Regions from separate parts of the Homo sapiens genome. Here region 1 is linked to region 2. Evidence: read pairs that join two places in POLR2A ChIA-PET (ENCODE). Cell type or tissue: Panc1. All regions are shown on one strand.

Evidence for each region. Peaks named below come from ENCODE experiments on the same cell type or tissue, not always from the same donor. Only the 100,000 strongest peaks of a DNase experiment are listed, where the experiment ranks them.
Region 1: POLR2A ChIA-PET joins it to region 2 with 10 read pairs; 1 of 35 experiments calls an interaction of 5 or more read pairs at or near these places.

What each region holds. Positions count from the first base shown.
Region 1 is chr14:67,772,767-67,775,266 of GRCh38, forward strand. It overlaps ZFYVE26 (zinc finger FYVE-type containing 26), which reads right to left. Exons shown (of 42, transcript NM_015346.4): 27 at 2,250-2,348. Among named protein-coding and RNA genes, the nearest start is that of ZFYVE26, 43 kb to the right of the region's middle. In Panc1, no CTCF peak of the experiment used is centred here; a DNase peak (open chromatin) is centred at 1,335.
Region 2 is chr14:68,003,627-68,006,126 of GRCh38, forward strand. The region is part of intron 7 of RAD51B (RAD51 paralog B); the gene reads left to right. Among named protein-coding and RNA genes, the nearest start is that of RAD51B, 190 kb to the left of the region's middle. In Panc1, no CTCF peak of the experiment used is centred here; no DNase peak of the experiment used is centred here; H3K27ac peaks cover 195 bases.

The DNA.
Region 1 (2,500 bases), 230 kb before region 2:
ATGGATAGCAAGACTCCATCTATACAAAAGAAAAAAATACAGAAGTTAGCCAGACATGGTGGTGTGTGCATGTAGTCCCAGCTACTAGGGAGGCTGAGGTGGGAGGATTGCTTGAGCCCAGGAGTTCAAGGTTATAGTAGCCATGATCATACTACTGCACTCTGGCCTGGATGACAGAGGGAGACTCTCTTAAAAAAGAAAAAGAAAAAAAGATTTAAGAGATATTTCACCAAATGCCATGCCATGTATGGACATTATTTAGATCTTGAGTCTGGAAAAAACAACTATAAAAAAATCTTGATGAGACAGCTGGAGAAATTTGAATACTGACTTGATATTTGAGAATAATAAGGAATTATTATGAATTTGTTTCTAGATGTGATAATGGTATTATGGCTTTGTTTTATGAAAGTCCTTACCTTTCAGAGATTTATACTGAAATATTTATAAATGAAATGATGTGATATCTGGTATTTGCAAATTTTCCATAATAAAAACTCATATAGGCTGGGTGCAGATTATGCCTGTAATCCCAGCACTTTGGGAGGCCAAGGTGGGAGGATCACTTGAGTTCAAGAGTTCGAGACCAGCCTAGGCAACAAAGCAAGATCCTGTCTCTACAAAAAATAAAATAATTAACCAGGCAATGGTGGTGTGTGCCTGTAGTCCTAGCTACTTGGGAAGCTGGGGCAGGAGGAACTGACCTGCAGTGAGCTCTGATGGCACCACTGCACTCTAGCCTGGGCAACAGAGTGAGATCCTGTCTCCAAAAAAAAAAAAAAAGGCGCACACACACACACACACACCCCAAAGCTGCTCAGGCTGCCATTTATGCTCAGGCTGCCATTTATACAGATGCATGAAGCTGCTCATATACTTGCAAGGCTGAGCCCTCCCCTCAGCTCGGCTGGTTACCATGAAGCATGGCTAATTCTCAAAGTATGGCCAGAAAATGCCACAGTCTGCTTTATGATATGTAAAGAGATTTCTTACCATTTAGCAGAGCAACACTGGCTGGTCACAGAAAAAGAGAGATGTAAAACATAGTGACTCTTAGTAGCACTCAGAAGAAGAGACCTTAGAATCCTGCTCCTTTGACCATTTGGCAAAACAAAACACTTGGCTGAGCTTCTTTCGAGAGTAGGCCATTGTGTGGGGGCTGGAGACCAGGGGACTGGTGAAAAGGGTGACCAAGACATGGCTGAGGGCTTCAAGGAGCTTGTGCTTTGTGTGTGACAGTATGAACTTGAGGGCTAAGTACGGTCAAGGCTCATTAATACTAGATTGCATATTTGTAAAGTTGCTTGTTTGTTAACATTTGTAACCTCAAAAACAATACTCATCTTGCTTTTGTGGTCATTTGCAAACACATGCGGTCATGAAAGTTTTGAGTCACCCAATACTCAACACTCAAATTCCCAACTGAGGTTGTTTCAACCTCTATATAACAGTGACCTGGCTGGGTGTGGTGGCTCATGCCTATAATCCCAGCATTTTGGAAGGCCAAGGCAGGTGGATCACCTGTGGTTCGAGACCAGTTTGGCCAACATGGTGAAACCCCATCTCTACTAAAAACACAAAAATTAGCTGGGTGTGGTGGCACACGCCTTTAATCCCAGCTACTCGGGAGGCTTAGGCAGAAGAATTGCTTGAATCCAGGAGGCGGAGGTTGCAGTGAGCCGTGATCGTGCCACTGCACTCCACCCTGAGCAACAGAGCAAGACTCCGTCTCAAAAAAAAAACAGTGACCAGAAGATGGGGATGGTAGCGGACAGTGCGGGGTAGTGCCAGAAGCTCAGTGCTGGGGCTAGTTGAATGGGATTTGAATCCCAATTCTGGGACCTGTTAGTGGGGGTGGCCTGAGGCAAGTCACTTAACACTTCTGAATCTCCTTTGTAGAAAAAAGGAAATAGAATAGAATCGTCTAGGAAGAGTTGTTTTTAGGATTTAAGATTACCAACTATGTGAGATACGTGTATACATGTACACATTTCCCTTAGGAACAAGAGTTCTGGATTTGCTGGTTCAGTGTGGAGACTTTATAGACATACTGCCACAAATAACAATAGTTGACTGTATGTTGAATCTTTTGAGATATATATAAATCTGGAATGAACCAAGATAAACAATTAATAATGTTGTAACTGGCAATGAAAAAAAGAAGCAAAAAAAAAAAAAAAATTCTGAAGGATAGAATAAGGCAAGACTAAACTGAAAAATTTTAGTGAATCATCAGAGCCAGTTCTTACCAGGAGGAGCAGCAGGAGAGAACTCTGCTGATGGTGATCTAGGGAGGGTCTCGGGATCTGCAGCCTGGTGGACAATTTCTTGGAGGTGAATCACAGAATCTGTAGAGAGGGAAAATGCTGACAAAATATGGTTCTACCATAAGTATCTTGATTCACCACCCTAGGCATTTAGAACAAAGCTCTGTTGGCTTCTCTGATTGTCATTCCATGACTCTACTAGGTATTAAGAGAATGGAGGAGGTACCTCTAAG
Region 2 (2,500 bases):
CCCATTCAGTATGATATTGGCTGTGGGTTTGTCATACATGGCTTTTATTATTTTGAGGTATGTTTCTTCAATACCTAGTTTATTGAGAGTTTAAACATGAAAGGATGTTGAATTTTATTGAAGGCCTTTTCTGCATCTGTTGAGATAATCGTGGTTTTTTTCTAGTTCTATTTATGTGATGAATTACATTTATTGATTTGCATATGTTGAACCAACTTTGCATCCCACGGATGAAGCCTACTTGATTGTGGTGGATAAACTTTTTGATGTGCTGCTGGATTGAGTTTGCCAGTAAAATTTTGTAATTTTTAATATCTACTAAGATAAATCATATGGCTTTTTTATCCCATTAATGTGGTAGATTATGTTAATGGCTTTTGTAGTGTTAAATCATCCTTGCATTGCCAAATAAACTATACTTAGTTATTTAAAAAGAATATATTGCTGTAATCCCAGCACTTTGGGAGGCCGAGGTGGGCGGATCACAAGGTCTGGAGATCAAGACCATCCTGGCTGACACGGTGAAACCCTGTCTCTACTAAAAATACAAAAAGAAATTAGCCAGGTGTGGTGGCGGGTGCCTGTAGTCCCAGCTACTCGGGACGCTGAGGCAGGAGAACGGCGTGAACCCGGGAGGTGGAGGTTGCAGTGAGCTGAGATCGCGCCACTGCACTCCAGCCTGGGCAACACAGCAAGACTCCGTCTCAAAAAAAAAAAAAAAAAAAAAAAGAATATATTGGTGGATTTTTTTGTTACTATTTTGTTTAAGAATTCCTTGTAGTTTTTGTTTGTAGTACCGATTTTTCTTTCTAGATTATAGAAGAAGCTCAGCAGCTTTCTTCATTTTCTATTCTCTGGAAAAATTTTTATAACATAGGATTTTCTCATCATGAAGATATGGTAAAACTTATTTCCACATCCTCCATACTTGATGGAGTTTCTAAGTAGGAGGGCTTTTAAAAATAATTTATAAATTGAAATATAATGTATTTATGGGAAAATTGCACAAATGATAAATGTAGCTGTAGCTCAATGAATTTTCACAAACTGAACAATCTCATGTAACCAGAATCCAGATGAAGAAACAAAAAATTACCAATGTCCCAGAAGCCCCCACTGTGTGCCCTTTCAGCCACTGCCTTTTCTGAGGGTGACCACCTACTCCAGTTTCTAAACTGTGTATTTTAGGGGGGTTTGGTTCGTTTTTGAACTGTATACAGATGAAATTATACAGAATGCTTTTTTTTTGGTATATGGCCTTTTTCACTCTGTAGTGTATTTGTGAGATTCATCATGTTGTATTGTGTAGTTGTGGTTCATTCTGTTTGCTGTGCAGTATACTATTTTGTGATTATTCATACAATAGAACATATTACATATTTATGTATCCATTCTACCATTCTACTGTGTGTGTGTGTGTTTTTTTTTTTTTTTTTTTTTTTTTTTGAGACAGTGTCTCTCTCTGTTGCCCAGGCTGGAGTGCAATGGCAGATCTCAGCTCACTGCAACCTCCGCATCCCACGTTCAAACAATTCTCCTGCCTCAGGCTCCTGGGCAGCTGGGATTACAGGTGCATGCCACCACGCCCAGCTAATTTTTGTATTTTTAATTGAGGTGGGGTTTCACCATGTTAGTCAGGCTGATCTCGAACTCCTGACTTCATGATCTGCCTGCCTCGACCTCCCAAAGTGCTGGGATTACAGGCGTGAGCCACCATGCCTGGCCCATTCTACTGATAATGGAGTTTTGCATGCCTTCTAGTTTTAGCCTAGTGTAAATAGGGCTGCTATGGACATTTTGGTGGACTTATTTGCACATTTCTTTCAACCTAGGAGTTGAATTATTGGGTCATCAGTTATGCATGTATTTAGCTTAGTGATGTTGCCAAACAGTTAAGTTGTTGAACTAATTTATATTCTTACCAGCAGTGTTGGAGTACTGGTTGCTGCACATTCTTGTTGGGCTTCGTATTTAACTACTATATTTTAGCTACTCTAGTGGGTATATTGAATAACATGTAGTATGCTGTTAACTTGCCTTTCTTTGATGATTAAGCACATTAAACACTTTTTTCATATACTTATTGGTTATTTGTATAATTTTGGTGAAGTGATGTATTGCTTCTCGACATGCTATAAAGAAATACCTAATACTGGGTAATTTATAAAGAAAAGAAGTTTAACTGGCTTATGGTTCCATAGGCTGTACAGGAAGCATAACGGCTTCTGGGGAGGCCTCAAGAAACTTTGAATCATGGCAAAAGACAAAGGGGAAGCAGGTGCATCTTACATGGCAGGTGGAAGAGAGAGAGGAGGGATGTGCTCTACACTTTTAGCAGGAGGAAGAGAGAGAGGAAGGAGGTGATAACACTTTTAAACAACCAGGTGTCGTGAGAACTCTATGAGGAGAACAGCACCAAAGTGATGGTGCTAAACCATTTATGAAGGATCCACCTCCATGATTCAAACACCTTCCACCAGGCCCCACCTCCAACATTGGG